3 separate regions of the Homo sapiens genome follow, and all the other regions are linked to region 2. A link is an interaction called in ENCODE POLR2A ChIA-PET data of the cell type or tissue named here. Cell type or tissue: CD4-positive, alpha-beta T cell. All regions are shown on one strand. Links, peaks and the distances in the headings refer to the core of each region. The heading gives the core; the rest is flanking DNA. Region 1 has its middle 17 kb from the start of LINC02914. Region 2 has its middle 59 kb from the start of LINC02295. Region 3 overlaps BCL11B (BCL11 transcription factor B).

Region 1 (7,350 bases), core at 889-5,888, 500 kb before region 2:
GTGCATTTTTGCACTCAAGGGAAAAAGTGAGAGTGTGCTGCAGTGACGCTGGAAATCTCCCAGTCCCAGATTGCTCCCTGACTGCTCTTTCTAGGTGAGGGTGCCCATTCATGGAGATACAGAAGTCCCTGGGCTTGCTCAGAAAGTGGTCTGCTCAGATATTCAGTGCCCATCAGAGCAAGGACCCCATGCCAGCGGCCACACTGGGAATGGGGAAATGGTATGCAGGTTTGCACTGCATTTGACTCCTGGGGGTGGCAGAGACCTACCCTTGACTGCCCACCCAATCTAACAGGCTACCCTGAGCTTGAGTCCCCTCTCTCTTGGGTCTGACCAGGGATCATTCAGCCTCACCTTGAATATTCCCAGAGAAGAGGAACTCACCAACAACAGAACAAGCATGCATTGAAAGAGAAATGTCAAAATCATCTTCTTTATGTGTTCACCAAAACCTTTATTCTTGTAACTTCCACAAATTCATCTTATGTACTAGGAAAATTACTAAAATTTGGACTCTGAAATTTGCCAGCCGATTCATTTCTCCACATGATAAGTGTCTTAAAGACAGTGGGAAGCCTTATCTGTCTTTTTATTACCAGCTGACAGAAGAGTGGGCAGCACTATTAACAAAGCCTGTGAGAGGGAGTATTAAATGAATAAATAACTTGTCTATTGACTCCACCTCTGCAGATTTCTTGGTCCATGGTTGCATACTAGTCACACAACGTCTCTGAGCTCTCTTCATCTGAAAAACAGGAATAATCTATTCCCATTATAATATTCTTCCATCCATCCATCCATCCATCCATCCATCCATCCATCCATCCATTCAATTATCATTACATATTTCTATGTGGTAGGCTGTGTGCTACAGACTGGACATTAAATGGTGAGCAAGCCAAAATGCAAGTAGGATGGTTGAGAATTTCCCTGTGTCAGGGAGATAAAACCAGTGTACCCCCATGGGGTCAGGAGAGTGACAGGAAGTTCAGAAGGTGTGAGCAAAGCACCCTGCAGACCACCTGCTGCATATACACCTGCAAGAATTTTAGTTCCCTTCCCTCCCTCACACACACATCACCTCATCAGATGTCTGAAGAACTCAGATATCAGTGATTAGAGAATAATCACTCCCATATCCTTAAATTTCTGTGTCCAGAATGCGGGCAGAGTAGCCAAAGGGAACTACCTCTGATGGGTCTTTGGTATGTGCCAGAAAAAAGCTGCCTGGGGCTTTGTGTGGGTCATGGCTCACAATTTCTCCATGGCAAGCAGGGGCACAGAGGCCTCCCTGATGATTCCCTATGATGCCACCTCCACTCCTGCCTCTCTGCATCCTTGCCCTCCTTCATTATCTTCATTTCCTCATATGTTATATTACTTCTTCATTTTATTAGCTTCTTGTCATGTATAACCACCCATCCTCTCTCCCACCTACATACCTCTCCACATTTCACTTTTCTGCTTCCTCTCTTAGAAACAGTGGGGAGCTGGAATGGTGCATCTCTTGCTCCTACTGCATCCCGGATGCTTAACACAGAAACTGCCCCATAAGAGGTCTTCATTAAAGATTTATTGATTGCACAAAGAATCCACAGTTCTTACAATTGTTACTCTTATTCTATGGTACTTACCCCTTCACTCAGCAGTTCTCCTGAATCCACCTCTCAATCTTCCTGGAAGCACCCCCACCCCCACCTGTGGCCCCAGGCAGAATTCAGCAGGCTGTGCACCACACCATCCTTGCATTCTGTGTACATCTCAGTTTCAGATCTTAACATACATGCCTGTCTCCTCCATCCCATCCCCAGAGCTAGATCAGGGCTTAGTCCTGTCCACTTCATGCTGAACAGAGCTTAGCTCATGGTAAGTGATGAATAAGGATGTGCTGAACGAATGAATGAGTGAGCAGCCTGGTTGGAATTCAGCTTTGGAAAAAATTGGAAAATGTCTGGAAAGACTTAATAGAAGAGTGAAGTACAAGCTTAATGAGAGGGGTGATGGACCTAAGCTTACCTGGCATCTTGCCAGGACAACATAGGGATGGTCTCTATTATTCAGTTTTCTGAAGGCACAAGGCATAGGTACTGAACATGGCTCTCAAAAAGTCCCTGAAAATGTCAGTCCAGTCATTCTGGCTTTTTGGTTGCCAGTATTCTAGATCAACATCTGCCACTTCTTTCACCATTCATAGAACATAAATGAACATTCATTCAGTGACTCTCACATGTCTGGAGTTGTAACAAGGTATTTTACAAAATTAAAACACATTAATTCTGTCTACCATTTTGCATGATAGATATTTTATCACCATATTCTAGGGTTAAGAATAAAAGGCCTTAAGAATATACATAATCTGACAGATACAAGGTTGTATATTTCATACCTACTGGATTTGACCTGTTATTGCTCTAACGCTAAAGCTTTGTTGTTTTTATTTAACTACTTAAGAGTCATAGACTCATAGGGGAAGTGGAAAATCTTTGAAGTCACCTGGCTCCTCCACTTCCCATCCAGTGTGAGGATCTCTTACTCAACATTTTTGAGAGAAGCAGCCTGTGTTTACATTATTATCCACTCTTGCCTTCCTCATCACCATTTTTCTCATTATTGTCATCTTCATCATCATTACCATCACTATCATCACCGTTGTCATTGCTATTATCATCATCACCATTACTATTATCATCATCATCACCAATATCACCATCATCATCATCACCATCATCATCACCACCATCATCATTATCCTCACCATCATTATCATCATCATCATCATCATCATTATCTCCAGCATGTTCACTGTTTTATGCAGCTAAAAAGTCTCATGGTTTTTCAGTTGGAGCTAAGACATGAACTCAAGTCTGCCCTGAGTGCTGTGATAGAATGGGCTGTCTTGCACTTGGGTTGGGCAACTCTTTCACAAGACGAGACATCTATTTTTTGGCCTACTTGTCTGATATGGTTTGGCTCTGTGTGCCCACTCAAATCTCACCTTGAATTGTAATTCCCACATGTCAAAGGTGGAACCAGGGGGAGGTAATTTAATCATGGTGGCAGTTTCTTTCATGCTCTTCTCATGATAATGAGTGAGTCTCATTATCATCAACAGATCTGATGGTTTTTTTAAGCATCGGGCATTTCCCCTGCTTGCGCTTATTCTGTCTCCTGCCGCCCTGTGAAGAGGTGTGTTCTGCCATGATTGTAAGTTTCCTGAGGCCTCCCCAGCTATGCGGAGCTATGAGTCAACTAAACCTCTTTTCTTTATAAATTACCCAGTGTCAGGTATTTCTTCATAGCAGTGTGAGAATGAACTAATGCATTGTCATTTCCAGAAAGGTCTTCAATTAGTATATAAATGGACTGGCCACTTGAATGATTCTAGCTTTACTCTGTGCAGACAATTCTGATTCCTCATGTACACCACAACCTGCACTTCAGATATTTGAAGACAATGCTCAATAGGCCAATGCTCAATTTTTCATTTTGTAATTATTTTAACCTTCTTATCTGAGCCACACCCAGGTTAATCTCATCCCTGGTAAGATGCATGACACAAAGTGTAAACTCTACTCTAAGATGAAGTCTAGGTTTGGTAGCTCCTCTAGCTATAAACATTGTGGAAATGGAATGGTAATGAAACACTAGAGCAGTGTTTGCAATGGTTAGCTGGAGAAGCTCATCATGTATAAAGTTTTAGGGGGTGAAAGAGTAGATAGTCACCCTGGGCAATATGGACCATGGCCAAAAATGGGAATGGACAGGCAGATACATCCAACACCACCCTCTTACAGAGACACTCTACACAAAATAGAAGATCATCCCAGTCTAAGATCCCATGGATCTAGTCCCAGCTCTGCCATGAATTTGCTGTGTGACCTTGGCTTATCCACTCTCCATCTCTGGTTTTCAGATACACCATCTGAAAAAAAAGGGATGTGATGTAATGATCATATTACTTACATTGTGCAACATCTCTGAATCAATGGATTCAAAGGGAATGAATGAAACTAGTAGCTTTAAGACAAAGCAAACATTAACTCAACTGAAGACTTTGAGGAAGAGAGGAGGCCAACCACTAAAATTAGTCATTCTTCTCACACTTGGAAAACAAGAATAAAAACTAACAATGAATCTGCAATCTGCCTAAAATCAGTCCAAACATACTAAGAAATATAAATTGTAATAAAAAGAAAGGGACTGAGCCTTTTTTGGATGTAGATGTGAAATTACAAGTGGAAAATATAATTGAACTTATTACTTGGTGCAAGGTCATCGATATATCAGCTTGGGTTTCAAAGGGAATGGCAATGATTTAGTAAGAATGGTAGGCCAACTTGCTGTTTGAAAAAGAACAGAGACCCTGAGGCCAGTAGCCTGTTCTCAGTGTCTTCTAGTTTGGGAAGCAAAGCTGAGGTCAAATGAGCTCACTCCCACTACTCCAGATCAAACCTTTTTCCAGACCCTGGCTTATATTTTAAGGCATATTTTTAATATACAGGTTTGTAGTAAGGTACGTAAGTGCTTATTCTATTAATTTAATCAATACCAAAATGATCACAGATCAGTTATTCTTCAAATAAATGATACAACACATCTTTATTATTTATATAATCACCTGATCATGTTCAGTTTGAAAATAAATGAAATATAAAACCCTCTGGAACAAAGAAGATATATTAGCCATCTAGGTCTACATCTTGCTTATACCACCTTTGATATTTTGTAGAATATAATGGAGGTATAAATAAAACTATATAATAAATTTCACATTTTCTTTCTCTGTCACCATATCAAGCAAAAATGGCCAGATTCCTACGCACTGCGCTTGGGGTGGCTGGACAGAAAACTCGAGCTCTGTGGCATGTGTAACGTTCACTTTGGGGATCCTGATGGCCTTTCTAAGAGAGAGGCAGGCAGCTCCAGCTGACCTTGAGGTTTAATGAGAAGTATGTGCGTTGGCTTATGGGGAAAGATGGACCACAGCATAAAGATGCTGCGGACAAAGAAGATGAATAGTGGTTTCAACAACGGGCTCTGAATTAAAAGTCACAGGGGCAAAACTTTGAACTTCAGGTGTTGCTTTGTAACCAAGTTGCTTCTTTTGTGAGCAACTCTATGGTGAGGAGGATTCGCATCAGGGGTCAGTTTATTTGAAAAGGGTTAATAATTTTAAGCAGTAAAAGGAGATATGCATGGACATGTATTAACTGCACATATGTCACATATTTATAGATATAAAACATATCTGTAGCAATACCTATGGGTAAGTTTAGGCATACATACAGATTTGTTTATACCTGCTATGTGTAACAATGATAATATCAATTTCTCTCAAGGTGACTTAATTTTTAGCTCCATTTTTTTTAAAAGAAAAAGAGTGGAATTAATACAACTTTCAAATCTATTTAAACTACTCTTATTAGCACTGTAGCATAAAACATAAAAAGCTAATTATAGCAAAAAACTACTGGAATACCTTATTCAGTAACTAAGCGAACCATTAAGGAGAAAAATCAGCTAAACGTCCTCCCTTATGTCCACCAGTTGTGACGTAGTCTGCAGTCAGGCCGCTAGGGTTCAGGATCCAGCTGTGCCATGCACTGGCTGTGTGACCTTGAACAAGCCACTACTTCTCTCTGGCTCTTGATCACCTTAGTCTGAAATGAGCCAAAAACTCATCTAGCAGCGCTGTGGTGAGGGTCACAGGAGATGAGGAATGTGGAGAGTGTGGCATGGTGATTCAGGGCTCAGACTGTCTCAGTGTGCCAGGTCTTGATTGAGTAACTGGATTAGTAAGACTGAGGTCTGGGGGTTAGTAAGACTGAGGTCTTGGGGTTTCACTTTCCTCATCTGTAAAATAAGGATGTTGATATTAATATCAAGGGGTCACAGGGAAGCTTCAGTTAATTGAAGTAAAGAGCTTTGCACAGTGGCAGGCACATAGGAAGAGGACTGCTAGCTGGTGTGATTAACAAGCCACACAGAACCGTGAGCCACTCATCCTCATCAGCTTTCTGGGGACCAGTGGCCTTGCAGTCCTCTCTCAGGCTTGGAGAAAGAGGACAGGGGAAGGACAAGAGGGAGGGCAATTGCTCTTTCTCTCCCAGCCCCTTAACAAGCTTCTGGAGTTGAGCAGGCTCTGAAGGTCCTTGCTGTCTTTCTCTGCAGTGAGCCTGCCGCCTCGCCTTGACAGGTGGACAGCATTATCTCTATCAGGATGGCTAAGTTACTGAAGGGAAAAATTCCATCCTGAAGCCATCAATTTTACTTTTGATCCTTCTCCTCAGGTTGAAGCTTCCTTCCAAAGTCACTTTTAAAACATTTAAAAAAAATCTTTAAATGGAGGTTTTATGCAACAGACAATGTCCCCTATTTGAATTCTCTTGTGCGGGGATAGCATTTCCATTGCCCACCGTCCAATAAAACGTTAATCACAGAAATATTGAACATTAAAGAGTGTCTTCAACTCTCTAACACATCCATGTCAAGCACTTGGGGGAATGGATATATTATAAATCTGGAAGGGAGCTCAGCTATGAAGTTCACCACTTCCAATAGAGATGCTAGCTAGCAGGGTAAGGAGCTTACTCTGAGTCATGCACTCCTTGGAGTGGGGAGAAGGCACACATAGGAAGAAAGGAGTTCACACTCGGAATTTCATGGTGCCATGCATCCCAAGGAGCTCCGTGTGGCCTCCAGGAGCTGCTGTCACACAGACTTGGAATTTTTTTTTTTTTTTTTTTTTTTTTTAGAAGGAGTTTTGCCCCATCGTCCAGGCTGGAGTGCAATGTCACAATTTCAGCTCACTGCAACCTCCACCTCTTGGGTTCAAGCAATTCTCCTGCCTCAGCCTCCTGAGTAGCTGGGATTACAGGTGCCCGCCACCATGCCCGGCTAATTTTTGTATTTTTAGTAGAGACGAGGTTTCACCATGTTGGTCAGGCTGGTCTTGAACTCCTGACCTCAGGTGATCTGCCCACCTCGGCTTCCCAAAGTGCTGGGGTTACAGGCATGAGCCACTGTGCCCAGCCTGGATCACTGCTTAGTTCTGCTTTTAGATGCCTTGAGGATATTAGGCACATTGTTTAGCCTCCATGGGACTCTGTTTCATCACAGGTCATTGTAGGGATTTAATGAGCTAAGGATACTAGGGCTTACAAATATGTAAACCGTTTTTGAGAACTCGCTAGGTCGTAGATATTACTCTGACTGCATTACACACATAATCTCTTTCAATCCGTGATTTCTTCTTTGTGGTGGGCATTATCACCATTCCCTTCTTGCGGCAGACATTAGGTTTAGCAATTTGTTCAAGATCCTACAGCTTATAAATGTGGACTCCAGATA
Region 2 (7,350 bases), core at 1,084-6,083:
CTAGCTGGGAAAGAATTAGACTACAAACAGGGAAGTTTCATTGTCTGCAAAGTGGGGAGACTCCAGATTGTGTGGGGCTGTGGAATAATAATCTGACATCACCTGTGGAAGGCTCTCAGTTGTTGTCTGGTCAGTTGGACAGACCCTCAGCCTTGACCATCCTCACTTTGCACATCTGCAGCATGGAACCCACAAGGCATCCAATGGGGTTGCTGTAACTCTCAGATGAGGCGATGGATGTTTCCAATTGCTTTAGATTCACTGTCACATGCCACAAGAGGGCTGGCATATTTATTAATTTACAATGTATGAACTTGTAATATCTTACTGAATAGCAAGCGTGGTCCTTGCACCTCTAGTGCATTATGTAATCGCCATGGCCAACTGAACAATTCTCACATGAAGCTTGTCTACTTTACTTAGGTGGCCACTGAGAGAGCTCGGGCCCCCAGACAGTTAAACCACGCTGGGGCCACCTGGTACTTGAAGCACCTTAAGGGCCTTCATAAAACTGCTGGGTGACCACAAAACTAACCACCAGTTCCTCTGGAGCCCAGCCCAGCAGTGTGAACCCGAACCGCGGGAGAAAAAGGTGATGCAGCACTTTGTCACTCCCTGTCTCGAGCAGGCAGGCAGGCCAGGGGCAGCCAGCCCAGTTATCAGTTTCTCACAGAAACCTGCTCCGGTCAGCCTGCCTGGAAAGTCCCACGGGGTGAGGACGCTGGTGCTCTGCCTCCTCTGTCTATGTCTGGGCTGTTCCCTCAGGGGCAGCAGATCTTGAATCCTTAGCATTGTCAAGAGTTCCAGTGACTTTGGGTTCAAAGGGTATGGTCTTTCAGATAAGATTGGCTTTTCCTGGGTGTCCTTAGGAAGCTGGAGGGGATGCTGGAACAAATCATGTGTTGGAAAATGCACCTAGTAATGGGAACATCTCAGCAGTGTCTTGATCACTGTAGAGTTCAGACATTTGGGGACAGAGTCTGAGTGTATATTGCTTTCCTCCCTAAATCTTAGGCCACTCTAACTCTGACTATACTACTTTGCAACCTTCCTGACACACACACACACACACACACACACACTCTTTCTCTCTCTCTCTCTCTCTCTCAATCATCCTGTCAATTCTTCCTTGGAAAACCAGCAAGTTCTGATTGCTTAGTTTATCAAACCCCCTTGTGATCGAGGTAATGAAAACATTACCTTGGAAGCCAGTCCCCGGGTTTGAATCCCAGGGTCACCACATACTAACCACGTGGTCTGGGCAGCTCATCTGTCCTCCTTGCTCTGTCCATTCTGTCTCAGTAGGTCTAGGGATGAGGTCTGGGAATCTGGGTTAAAGCAAACCACTGCAGTGGTTCACGGGCTACTCTGAGAAACCCTGCACTGATGGAGGGTGGGGGGCCCAGGGATGAAGTTCTGAGGGTTAGTGACCCCTGGAAATGGTAAGAAAGATAGTATTACTCGTGTGTGTTTCCATGTGGGAAGAGACAAAGTGTCATTGAGTCTCAAAGGGCTCTTTGGCCCAAAACAACTTAGAACCAGAAGGTAGAAAAGAGAGGAGAGCTGGCAATGACTCCAAGGGTTAGAGCCTATCCTCCTAGAAGAACATGGCACCCCTACCCTATTGGTGTGGCAGATAATAGGGAGACAGTAGTTCTGTTTAAATATGTGAAGATCCAGAACTGTGGGTGGATGGCAAGTTATTTAAACAACAACGTCCCAGGAAACACAGGGAAGACCAACTAGCCCTTCAAGGCTTCCGGTGCACAGCTCCCTGACACTGCAGGCTCTGGAAGTAGCCCCACGGAGAAGAGGAATGGGAATGATTGCAAAAAGTCCAGACAGTGAAGGTGAAAAGGAATCGAGGCTTTGCAGATGAGGTAGGACTTGAGGTGCACTTGGAATGATGGCAGTGTGCTTATTTTCCAACATAGCTTATGCACGTAGAAAGAAAAAAAAAAGATTCTGAGTTTCTACAGAGTTTTCAAAATCCCCCAGTTCATGGACCCTTGCTGGTACTTTGGTGGTGGAATGAAACAGGTCTCCAAACTCTTCACACAGGATCCTTTGTATCAACACCACCCAGAAAACATTGCTTGTCTTTTCCTTGAAGACATGTTCCATTTGGGGAATTTTTTTTTCATGGCATCACAATCTCCAAGCCAAAGACTCTAGTCCCAAGATTCTGGTGTTTGTCTTTCAGGGTGGAAAGCTCAGAGTGTCATCTTGGCCCACTATTCAGCAGACAGAACAAAGAAGAAGAGAGATCCAGCAGACTCCCTAAAATTATTGTAGTAGCTCAAACACAAACTTTACCTAAACACTGATTGTGTTAGTCCAATCCCACCATTAATCTTCTGCCAACTGCATTTAGGAGGTGAAAGGCTGCTCTTTGATACTCAGTGTCCCTCCCTATGCTGCTGAATGGACAAAGGAGAAGATATGAGAAAGAAACAATCACTCAGTTGCGGTGGCTCATGCCTGTAATCCCTGCAATTTGGGTTGCCGAGGCAGGTGGATCACCTGAGGTCAGGAGTTCAAGACTAGCCTGGACAATACGGTGAAACCCCATCTCTACTAAAAATACAAAAATTAGCTGGGTGTAGTGGCAGGCACCTGTAATCCCAGCTACTCAAGAGGCTGAGGCGGGAGAATCGCTGGAAGGTGGAGAATGCAGTGAGCCGAGATCGCACCACTGCACTCCATCCTGGGTTAAAGTGCGAAACTCTGTCTCAAAAAAAAAAAAAAAAAAATAGCCAGGCATGGTGGCAAATTCCTATAGTCCCAGCTACTTGGGAGGCTGAGGCAGGAGAATCACTTGAACATGGGAGGTGGAGGTTGCAGTGCCCCAAGATCGCGCCACTGCACTCCAGCCTGGGTGACAGAGCAACACTCTGTCTCAAAAAAAAAAAAAAAAAAAAAAGAGAGAGAGAAAGAAAACAGAGTCATTCCAATCCCATGCAGATTTACTGAGTACTTACTATATGGTTCACCTGATGCAGGATCTAAAGAAAGAAGGTCTTAGAACCAAAGCCTTGCTTAAGATATTTCTGGCCTTATGACTGTTTGATGCAAAACTCAAAAGTTGTTAAGACTGTCCTGGCACCATTTTGTTCAGCCTGTAGGACCTATCACTAGGTCCTGAAACTCCCAAAACCTCAGTGTCCCATCTTTAAGACAAAGAATAGCCAAATTCTCCTCTCCATTCACGTTCTCTCAACAGGATGCCGAGACAAAAGCGGAGTCAGACTTTTGAAACTGAAATTCCTTGGGTGGGAGGTGGGCTTCACACCCTGGGCTTCCAGCACCACCCACAGGCATTTCAGAAGCTCACTTCTTATTTCAGCATCTGACAAATAAAAAGAAAAGACCAAAAAAAAAAAAAGTAATACTCTATTCCGTGTCAACAGTTTCTTCCTTTTTGCATCTAGATGTGAAGGCTGCCAACCACTCCTTAAAAAGATACAAGCTTTGCAATATGAATCCATGACCCCATATTTGAAACCTTTGTGCCCTTTGGCATTCAGTATGTTTCAGATTTAGAACAGTAATATGTTGCATGCACTCAGTATTATTTAACACCCCCAGTGGAGCCTGGGGCAGTGCCCTGCAATCAAGCCCATTAATATTTCTGCAGAAAAATGTATGAATATGCACACCAAGTCGGATAAATAAAGACTATCAACAGCCCAGTGTCGGTCCAGGTCAACTTTTGCTGCCTAATGAGTTCAGATCAGGCCAGTTGTTGCAGTCAAATAAGTCATAAAATGTAAGCCTTCAGAGCGTTTGGGCTTCCAGAATTGTAGGTAAGGGATTGCAGACCTGTAATAGCAAGAAGCATTGAGTGAGAGTTTATCATGTGCCAGCCAGTGTGCTAAGTGTGCCCAGCCGCATGGGCAGGTGTTCCTATTACCCCCCATGCTGTAGCAAAGAAACAGAGTCTGAGTGAGGGTGATGTGGGTAAACCTGAGCAGGGGGGGTCTTTCTGCCTCGTTCCAAGGCTCCATTCTGAATGAAGGCATCAGAACAAAGTCCTATGCCTGTCAGCTGAGAGTGATAGGAATGATTTGAAAATGTAAGTGGCTTGCGTGGGCCAAAAAAGCAGCTCATTCTGACACTCCTAATTTTACTGGTACCTCCTCCCAGCCAAGAAGAGAGGATAATATTAACATAAGGGGAATCAGAGAACAAGTAGAACATAGACATGCCAGTTTCTCCCCTTGGGTGTTGAGGAATCAGGAGTCCTGTCTAACCAGACTGGAATTTTCAGCCTCAAGGACCACAGAGACTCCTCACTTCTCCTCCTTCCCAAAGCGTGAGCCTCATGACTGATTGCCTTGTCTCCAGATTGGCTATTTCTAACATCCCTCACACCATGGTTAGATTTATCTTCCTAAAATGTTTCTCTGAACATATTATTTCTCTGCTGAAAATACTCCAGGGCTTCCTGCTGTCTACAGAAGAAGTTCACATGTTTTGACTTGGCCTCCAAAGGATGCACTGGATACCTCCTCAGATAAACTAAACCATGTGATGTCACTGCATAGCCCCCCATTTTCCCATACCATGTTCTATTGCTACCACCATCTCTCAACCTTTGCCATCTTTCCTTTGTGTTTTAAGCAACAGTTTCTTCAGCTCCAAGATCACCTCCTCAAAGAAGGCTTGTCTATGGCCCACCAAATGGAAGCAGACCTGTGTATTCTCAGCTTATGTTGCCTTTGCTTCTCTTCTGACAGCTTTCAAATGCCTCTTCAGTTCAATTATTCTTTCAGCTCCCCTTTGTTTAATATGGCAAATGGGACCCCATTTTATCAATCAAATTATTAGTATCTTATCAGTTAATCTGTATAATTTTATACTGTTATGTTGAATAAATGAAACCCAGTAGGTTGCAAATGTAAATCCAGATTAGCTTAGCTTCAGAACAAGTAGGCTACATATTCAGTTCCCTACTTGCATAGGTGTGCAACCTGGGAGGTTCTCAGATAACAGCCCAAGTGTTAGGGTATTGCTTGTCAAATATGTTCCTTGCTCTATGATAACAAAAAAATCTAACTTCAAAAGATTCCTTATAACCAACTATTTATCTACCCATTCTTATCTATGTGAATAGATAATATGTTATCCCCTTCAATTATTCTCTAAAAAACTCACAAAGATTATAAACCAAAGAGGAAACAAGTCATTTCTTTTAGCTCTATACTACTTCAAATGTCACTGCTCCTCTCGGTCCAGCTTCTTAGAGCAATTACATGCACCATCAGGATCCTTGGTGATTTTGTAGACTTTCTTGGTCTTTAGTTGATAGTTCAAGGCTTTGGAGAGGTATCAAGGATGCTTGCAAAGATGGCAACTAAAGGCCTGGGTAATCCTTCAACGAATGGATCCCTTGTTTTCTGCATTCACCCATGTTTGGCTTAGTCAGTTGTGGTATGTCTATAAGCAGATTTCCAAGCTTCTTTTGCTGAATTCTGAATGGCAGATAAAAGATTTCCCAGTGATTTGATCTTAATGGTGTTTTGGGGAGTTGAGGGGTTGAACTCTTTATGGGAGAAGTGAATTTTCATGGAGAGATCAGGCTTTCTGTGATTCTTTAGATAGGCAAGAGACTGCAGTGCTGAATTGAACCTCAGAATGGGGCTCTTCTTTTTCTCTTGCTCAGCGAGTCTTCCAGCATTTATGTTAGCTTCACAGTCCTAAGGCAGCCATGCAACAGGAAGCCCTTCTAATTATTCCCAGTGATTCTTATAAACATATCTTTCTTTATCAGTTTCCCAGACTCAGTCCTGGTCATCCCTGACCTCAAGGCTCTCCTAGTCTAGAAGAAGAGGTGAACACTGGCCCATTACACCTGACTTAGGCCCTCCCTCTTTCCCCAGCCCTTTGAGATGCTGGAGATGACTTGCCTGCTGACCCAGCTCCCATGTCATCCTTGAGAGTGTGGGCAGCTCCAACATGACTTTCCTTCTGGAGTTTGGGCCACCAGGAGTGGGCGTACTTCTGCCTGTCACTAAGCAGACATGACATGAGTGGGTACAACTGACATGTTTTTTTTTTTTTTCCTTTTGGATGTGTGGGTGCCTGCAAGATTTTCTTTTCTTCCTTCCTTTCAGAAGTGCAGCAGGGAGAATGCCAATCAGGAGTTGGTGGTTCCATCCACAGCCATTCAACCGGCCACCCTGACTGAGTTCCTCAAATCATAGACATCTATGACACTGTGGCATTGAGATCTGACAGTATGCGGCTTCCTCACTCTCCCATGTTGGAGGATGCTCAGAGTGCTGCCGGAACAGGACACAGAGATAGCACAGATCTTTCTACTAATAGAACACCAATACTGTGGAAGACTAATACTAGCACATACTATAATAAAAGTAGGGCTTTCTGTTCCTGTATACGAATGTTTTAGCTTACATTTCACTTCTTTCACTTTCTTCATGGAAAGCTTGCAGCCTCATCTTCCCAATATAGTTAATATTCTCTTTACACTTCCTGCGATGGCTCCCATCCCATTCCATGCTTTCCCTTCCACTGCATGCCTTATGCATGTCGGTCTATGTTCAATGTCTGCGTTTGCCATTAGACTATGAGCTTCACTAGGAGGAAGAGTGAGTAAGTGGGTCTTATTCATCATTGTCCTCTCAGTGTCCAGTATGGTTCCTGGCATAGAGTAGGTATTTAATAAATACATGTACAATTGAAATAGGATTCAGTATTAACTTTAATGACCCCAAAGACTTCTAAGTGATGCAAGAGAGATCTTATTAGTCTAATTTAAAGATGAGGAAACAGGTTCAGAGTTGGTGACTGGGATTAAGCCAAAGCTCTAGAGCCTATTTTCTAACTCATATTGATATTTTCGGGGAAAAAAAATATGAAATTTTGGTCAAGACCAGAGAAATGTTTGATATTCATTGTCTGTAGAATGAACATAAAATGGTCTTTAACACTTATATCAGGCAACCAATTTAGGAAGCTATAAGTCATTGCTCACCTATGTAGTTTGGAAAGAGCCTTGTGTATATAGGCAGTCAACAAGAATGGGTGAATGTACCTCAGTTTCCTTTCTGTACAGTAGAGGCAAACATATTTCCTATACCTAGTTTACTGTGTTGGTCTCAGGAGTGAATGCGATATTAAGGGTGCAAAATTTGGGGAGACTATCTCTGTCTTAGGTGATGGGCATTTACTGAAATGCCATCCCCATTCCATTTTGAGAGCCTGTCTCTGTCATAGTATAAGGTGTGCCCATCTATGCCCCCTTCCCAGCCATGATGTTCTCTAGTTTCCAGAATGCTGGGTCTCTAAGAATTTTATTTTGAAATCTTCATCTTGACCTGGTCCTAG
Region 3 (7,350 bases), core at 1,378-6,377, 1.0 Mb before region 2:
GGAGACCTCGGGAAAGCTAGGTGTAAATATTAGAGGCTGCCAACAGCCAGTGGCAGCAACTGCTTAATAAACTCCAAATAAATAATGTGGTGATTAGCAGGGATTGCAGCTCCAAGATGCTGGCCTCTGTGGAGGAACGGTCCTTGTCCATTCCTGGGATCTGGGGCTCAGGGAAGTCCGAGGCCCTGTGGCTGTGGCCCAGGTGACCACACCAGGCTTTTCCAGTGGGGGAAGGGATGCCAGGCCTGAGCAGGCCCATCTTTGTTCAAATTGTGCCACTCCAAAGGACAAGGGACAGGATCCTTCGCCTCTTGCTTTAAAACATCCGGGCTTTCAGACACCCCTGTGGGAAAGTAGACTCCTCATTGCAACATGCATGGCCCCTGGGACTTACTGGACTCATCTCCCTATGCTGCCCTGTGTCCGCTACCACCCAGCCAGGCCTCCTGGGGTAGACTTCATTTACAAAGCACCCGCTCTGTGCTGGGCGTGGTGCATCTGCTCTCTCCATTCCTCCCAATAATGCTGCTCCGCTGGTGTGGGGAGATGGAGACTCAGGGGCCTGTTACTTGCCCAGGGCCACCCAGCTGGTGGGAGCTCAGTTCCAGGTGGATCTGGGGACAGGATCTGCCAGAGCCCTGTCCCTCAGGGCTGCTGTTGTTGGCAGCTGAGCTCTGCTCCACTGGGCTCCTTGCTCCACTGGGCTCCTGGGTGCCTCTGCCCTTTGGCCTGGCCAGACTCTGCCCAGCAAGCCCTGGGCATCCCCAGGCAGCCGAGGGAGCTCCTGTTTACTCTCCGGGAAAAGCTCCCCCAGGCAGCACTTGCACCTGCCTCTGGGCCGGCTGATAAGTCATGTCACATCCTCTTTGTGTGGAATGTGAAGGCCTCCAGGGCACAGATTGTGCCTGATGCCTCTAGCTCCGGCTCCCAGCACCCAGGGTGCACAGGAGGTCAATGAGGGGCTGAGTGAATAGGGGATGCTTTTGGAGCCCTCTTGCCCACCAGAAACAGGAAGGGCACTGGAAGTGACTGAGGTGAGTGCCCAAAGCTCCCTCAGCTTCATGGGGGATTTTCTGGTCCCAAGGTCTCAGCTAGAGGGACTTTAGATTGGAAAGGAAGGGATGAGGTGCCCTTGGCCAGGTGATTTCTGAGAGTTAGGTCTGCAAAGGCTCATCAAGGTGCAGGGGGCCCCCTGAGCTGGAGCAGCTATTGGGTCCTCATGTATTTTTTCGCTTTGTCATTTATGTCATAATAAGAGGAATTTGAAGTCTCTTGCTTTAAGTAAACCAGTAATAGAAGCATTAAAATGATGGTGAAAGAATGAGAATCATACAATCAAGGGACAGAAAAGGTAGTCCTAGTAATCTGCATTGCATAAAAACCTAGAATTTACCTCTGAGCTTCCTGGCAGCCTTGGCAAAAATGGAAACATTGTGATTTCTGATTCACTTATGAAAGAAAGTAATAGTTCAGCATAGAGAGTTTTGGATCAACTGCAAGCTTGGAGGGCTTCATCCCATGGTTTTTTAGATAAGACCGGGCCTTTATCTATGATAAATACCAGATAGTGAAGTACTTTAGGGTTCGTGGGCCAAGTGGTCTCTCTTGCAACTATAGTAGTCTCCTCCTAATCCTTGGGGGGATATGTTCCAAGACACCCAGTGGATGCCAGAAACCTCGGGTAGTAGTGAACCCTGTTGTACTGTGTTCTTTTTCCTATACACACATACCTATGATAAAGTTTAATTTATAAATTCAGCACAGTAAGAGATTAACAACAATAATTAATAATGAAATAGAACAGTTGGAACAATATGCCAGCATCATTGCCCTTGCACTTTGGGGCCATTATTAGGTAAAATAAGAGTGGCTTCGACACAAGCACTGCGATACTACCACAGTTGCTCCGATGCCCAAGGAGGCTACTAGTGACTAAGGGGCAGGTGGTGTCTTACAGCATGGATATGCTGGACAGAGGGAAGATTCAGGTCTTGGGCAGGACAGAGCAGGGTGGTGCAAGATCTCATCACACTACTTGGAGTGGCTCAAAATTTAAAACTGATGAATTGTTTATTTCTGGAATTTTCCATTTAATATTTTTGGACCATGGTTAACCTCGGGTAGCTGAAACCCCAGAAAGTGAAACCACGGGTAACAGGGAACTACTGTATTCAACTGTGCCACTGTAGTGCAAGAGTACCCGTGGACTATTAATGAACAGGTGTGGCTGTTGTTTCAATAAAACTTTATTTACAGAAACAGGCAGACATCCATGGCCCGTAGTTTGTGGCCCCCAGGGATAAGAGATAGTATTACCCTGATGGATGACTGTGACATCTTCCCATCTTGACCCTGTTGGAGGCTGAGATCTTCTTGTTCTGTGTCCTTGGATCACCCTCTGCCTCTGCTCCTGGAGAGAGAATCTGGTCCAGGAGGCCTCTGGCCCTGGCCTCCATTGGATGAACCTTGCTGGCTCAGGTGTTCCTTCCCCAAAGCCTCGGTCCTCTGTTGAGGGTATCGGGGGTACTTCAGGCTCCCTTCCCACAAGACTCCCCTCCCAACCCCTGGCTACGAAGGGCTGCCTCTTTGGAGCTAACCTTCCTTCAACAACTTGATTCTGCAATGAGAGATCTTTGCTGGAAGACCTTGGTGGGAGTGGCTTTATGGCTGTCTGGACTTGGTCCACCGTGGTCAAGAACCATACTGCTCCCGGGAACTGGTATGTGTGCTGTTATTTTCTTTTAATTTTGGAGGTAAAATGTGGGAACAGAACTTTCTGGGAATTCTGCTCCTTACCACGTACTCTGTTTGTTTATTTACATATTCCTGACCTCATTCCACAAAGCTGGGGGGTAGGGGGGCGGATGCTTCAAATGTCCTGTCAAATTTTGGGCTCCTTTTTCCTCCTCTGGAAAAGGGAGCTCATCTCAGGCATCACAAAGTTCACAGAGCGCCCAGGACAGGGTGACACAGGAGGTCCTCACGTCGCTCCTCCCCTTTCCTGGCATGCTGGTGTAGCGAGCGCCTGGTCCTTGGGCGCATTTAACCAGTCATTGTAGAAGTGGGAGATGCAGGCTTTGGGAGAGTCCGCGAATTTTCCCAAACCGTCAAACTTGTGGAGCACCAGAGTGAATGCGAATCCTCCACTGGCCCTGCTGGCCTGGGCCGTCTCAGTTAGGGACTGTCCCCGGATGCTCATTTTCAGGGTCTGAGACCCTGTGGCCACACCTCCATGAAGAAATGGCCGGGTAGGATGGAGCCGTCATCACTACCAGCTGTAGAATTCTCTCTTGACAGCCCAGGAGGGCCCTCGGTTCGTTCAAGGGCCTGTTTTTTTTTTAATTCCCTCTTCCTACTGTTGTGAAAGAGCTGCTTCCATTAAGGAAGGATCATATTATGCTCCCTTTCAAAGTAATGTAACTGGAGGGGCATCCCCTGAACACCTGCCCACAGGTGATCTGGGACCTGGTCCGCCTGTCCTGTCCCAGGTACCCCTCCATCCAAGGACAGGGGGCACAGACTGTAATGGTGTTGTCACATGAAGTGGGCTGAATTTAGGCCCCAAGTTACATGTCTGTGTTTTGCTTTGCCCATGTGGCCTTATTGTGTGTACATTTATGAGTTTCTTTAGGTTTTGAACATTTTTGAATGAGAAATGCAGGCAGCCCTTCGTGACAGCCTTCAGAGACCCAAGGACGGAAGGAAGATGCTGCTGTTCGATTTTGTCTAGAACATTCTTTTTACCACTTGGGCTCGAGCTCTCGCTCTGTCTGGATGTGGGGGAAAAGGGACATTATTGGTAAGGGAGAAGGTTCTAGACACTCTTGTTAGGCTCCCAGATGCCCAGCACTGGCCTGGCCCCTGGGAGGTGTCCAGGGACTGCCCCTGGGATGAATAGCTGCCGGGCATTGGCAGGAAGCTGGTGGAGCAATGTGGGGTGGAGTGGGTGTTGGCGAGTCCCCCACCCACCTCCCTGAGCACTGTGGAGTGAATGATAGGGCTGGGGGAGCAAAGTTCTGAGTTCTCCTGCCTGCCTCCCTCCCCCCTACCCCAAGGCTGTTGGGTGGTGAAAATGCCTTTGGCCACTGCAGATGGAAGAGCTCGGGTGCTCAGGACAGGCCAGTGGGGTGCGGGATCGGGGGCAGTTGCTAGGTTGTTACAGGTGCCTTAGCCTCTCTGCACTAACCCCAGGGAGAGAGAGGCCTTCATTCCAGACCCCCTGGAAAGACGAGTCCACAGACTTCCCCAGAGGCCCACCAGGCAGCTTGTGCATGGATCCTGTCTGCAGCAACCTGCCCAGAGATGGGTTCACAGGTGGCTCATTAGTGAACCCCTTTTGTGGGCCCACCTCCAGTCATCACCCACAAGGCAGCCTTTTCCCCTCTGAGGCCGAGCTCTGACTGAGCAGGGAGAATGCCCATGCTTCAGGCACTGGGTAGAGCCTGGAAGGCTAGGGTGGGGGCAGTGGCTGGAAGACCATGAGGAGGAAGTCCTTCCATCTGCAAGGGCCTGGGGGACCTGGGGGCTGATGGCATCCTGGGCACTGCTGACCTTCTTGTGGCACTCCTTGGCTCAGAGCGGGGGGTTCAGGGGCGCTTGGGGCGTTGCGATAAGATTGACTAGGCCACGAGAGGGAGGTGGCTGCTTCCTTCTGTGCGCTCCCCCGGCCCCCAGCCCTCTATCCCTATCTGAGCTGAAGGTCCCACTGTGCTGGCCTGTAATGATGCCTTCAGTGTTGGGGGTAGGGGGGCTCCCTTCATAACCACGTCCTCTCTTGTCCAGCACAGAGCTTGGCCCAGGAGATGCAGTTTTCAGACCCATTTGTGCAATTACAGAGTAAAGAATGACTCACTGAATGAATGAGTGAATGAATGAACTCCTTGTGAGTAGGGACCTTCCCAGGACCCCCATGGTGCCTAGCACATAGTAGATGCTTAGGAAATGCTGCTCAGCCAGTGGACCCATTCCGAACCCACTTCTCCTTTCTTCATCCTCACTGACACTGATGGAACGTGGTGCACCTTTCCTTTCGTTAACCTCTTTGAACTCGCCTTTAAGAAATTAAAGTTCTGGATTCAGTGTCAGTGTTCTGTTGGCCCCAGGCATGCATGTCAGCATCCTGCCACTAGAAGGTCTCAGGGGTCAAGTGAGATCTTTTCATCTCAGAAGTCTCTCTCTGTCCTGGGGCTTCACGGGTTATTTCCCTCTTTGATGATGGGATTTACAGGAGCAGAGCTGAGCCCTGTGGAGACCTTCTGTTTGGTGCCAGGCCATGTGGCTGACTAGGCCTGTTCTGCTCCCTGCGGCCATGGGGAACGAGAACGGGAACACATGGGGCAGTGGAGCAGCCCTTGCCTTCCAGATCTGTGGTTGGGGAAAGCCACAGCCTCAGTTTGTCTTCTAGGAAGTGGGAGTTGAGATAGGGTGTGGAAGGGCCCAGCTTCGTGCCACAGTGGGGTGCGGACATTGAACAGCTGAGAGCCGGGATGAGGGGACCCTGTGTATTTCTTAGTGGAAACAGCTTTTCACCGGCTGTCCGACCCCAGAGCACTTGGGCTGTGAGGCCCTGGATTCTTGGCGGGGGTTTGAATTAGATTTGCCTGGTTTGACTCCCTTCCTGACCAGAGACCAGAACCCAGAGAGGAGAAGGGACACTTCTGGGTCACTCAGCAGGGGCAGCGCTGCATGAGACCCCAGGCTTGTTCTACCGGCTCCAGGTGGCCTCGGCCTCGCTATTCCCTGCCTGAGCTAGGCTGAATGAGGCTGAGGCTGGGGAGGTTGGACTGCCCTGTAGCCAGGAGGACTGTTAGACTTGAGCTCTAGTGGCCGACGACAGGTGGCCTCTGCTCTCTCCCCAGGGCTCTGTGGGCCCTGCCTCCCTCTCTCTCCCTCCCATCCCCATGAGTCCTCAGGGCACTCCTTGCGTTGCCTTGCGCATGGCTTCAGGAGGAAGCTGTCTTGTTTGTCATTTCTGGCCCAGGGCTGGGCTGTCCTCTTCTACTTCAAGGCACATTTTGGCTGATCATGAAATTGCTACCCAGCACCTTCTCTGATGGAAGGGCAGTGAGCTGACAAGCTGGGAGGCTCAAGTGTCCTCCTCCTGGGATAGGCCTATTAAAAGAAAAAGCAGGAGAAAAGAACTCTTAGAGGCTCCTACAGCATGCAGAGCTTTCACCAGAAACAAGTGATCCTGGCGCTTATAAAGAGGCCAGTGGCTGGCCATGCTCACACCTGTAATCTCAGCACTTTGGGAGGCTGAGGTGGTAGGATGGCTTGAGTCCAGGAGTTTGAGACCAGCCTGGGCGATATAGTGAGATCCTGTTTCTACACAGAAATAAAAAATAAAAAAATCAGCCGAGTGTGGTGGTGTATGCCTATAATCCCAGCTAATCGGGAGGCTGAGGTGGGGAGAATTGCTTGAGCCCAAGAGGTTGAGGCTGCAGTGAGTGGTAATCGAGCCACTGTACTCCAGCCTGGGCAACAGAGTGAACTGTCTCTACCGAAAAAAAAGAGGCGAGTGTTTCTGGCTGATGCCCCGACTCCTTCCTGCCTGTTGTGGGCTCAAGGACCCCCTTTGGAGCCTGGCATTGTTCTGGTCACCAGAAATAGAGAGGAAGAGTGCAGCTCCTTGGGGGCACCCTGGCATAGAGCCCGGGAGCAGTGTGAGGCACCGAGGGATGGTCAAAGGGAGGCCAGGAGCTCTGCAAGGGAGTGTGAGCCCAGAAGTGAAGGAGGCAAAGACATTCCCAGGTGGGCACAGTGGAGGGGCAGCCACACAAGGCAGAGGGGATGCCAGTGCTGGGTGTGAGCAAGGAGACACTTCTGGGATGTGCCAGGGGCGGTGCAGCACCAGGGACCTGGGACAGGGTGCAGAGAGACGGCCTGGGTGGCTGCTGGGGGCAGAACAGGGTGAACACAGGGCCAGGACAGGGACTGGGGGCAGGTCTGTTTCCCTAGGGAGCAGCCTTGTCATGGGAGGTGGGGGCTTCTGGCTGTGTGACCTTGGACAAGTTACTCCACCTCTCTGAGCCTTGAGTTTCTCATCTCTAAGCAGGAAGGAAGCCCCCTGTGGGATGGTGATGATCATGACAGCGATTCATGTTGCCGCAGGCCTTCATCAGGCTCTAGATGAGAGGGGAGCATTGTCCCGTCACCATTTGTGTCCTGCCCTCCCTTAAAACAGTATTTGGACTGTTAATTGTGTGTGACAACTTTTTAACTACCGACCACTCTTCAGCTGGTGAGGGTCAATTTGCTTTTCAGGCATTCTTTACAATGAGCCTTGGTTTTGCTTCCAGGGTGAGAAATCCCTGGCGAGGGTTGCGTTTTCCTCTGTAGAAATGATTTGCA

Evidence for each region. ChIA-PET counts read pairs that join two places held together with the same protein. Peaks named below come from ENCODE experiments on the same cell type or tissue, not always from the same donor. Only the 100,000 strongest peaks of a DNase experiment are listed, where the experiment ranks them.
Region 1: POLR2A ChIA-PET joins it to region 2 with 8 read pairs; 2 of 35 experiments call an interaction of 5 or more read pairs at or near these places.
Region 3: POLR2A ChIA-PET joins it to region 2 with 5 read pairs; 3 of 35 experiments call an interaction of 5 or more read pairs at or near these places.

Annotation. Positions count from the first base shown.
Region 1 is chr14:98,691,375-98,698,724 of GRCh38, reverse strand. No RefSeq gene overlaps it. Among named protein-coding and RNA genes, the nearest start is that of LINC02914, 17 kb to the left of the region's middle. In CD4-positive, alpha-beta T cell, for the core only: no CTCF peak of the experiment used is centred there; no DNase peak of the experiment used is centred there.
Region 2 is chr14:98,191,786-98,199,135 of GRCh38, reverse strand. No RefSeq gene overlaps it. Among named protein-coding and RNA genes, the nearest start is that of LINC02295, 59 kb to the right of the region's middle. In CD4-positive, alpha-beta T cell, for the core only: a CTCF peak has its summit at 3,333; a DNase peak (open chromatin) is centred at 3,295; H3K27ac peaks cover 1,676 bases.
Region 3 is chr14:99,201,149-99,208,498 of GRCh38, reverse strand. The region is part of intron 3 of BCL11B (BCL11 transcription factor B); the gene reads left to right. LOC124903412 (a long non-coding RNA gene) reads left to right here. Exons shown (of 2, transcript XR_007064392.1): 2 at 1-7,350. Among named protein-coding and RNA genes, the nearest start is that of BCL11B, 67 kb to the left of the region's middle. In CD4-positive, alpha-beta T cell, for the core only: no CTCF peak of the experiment used is centred there; no DNase peak of the experiment used is centred there; H3K4me3 peaks cover 1,445 bases; H3K27ac peaks cover 4,890 bases.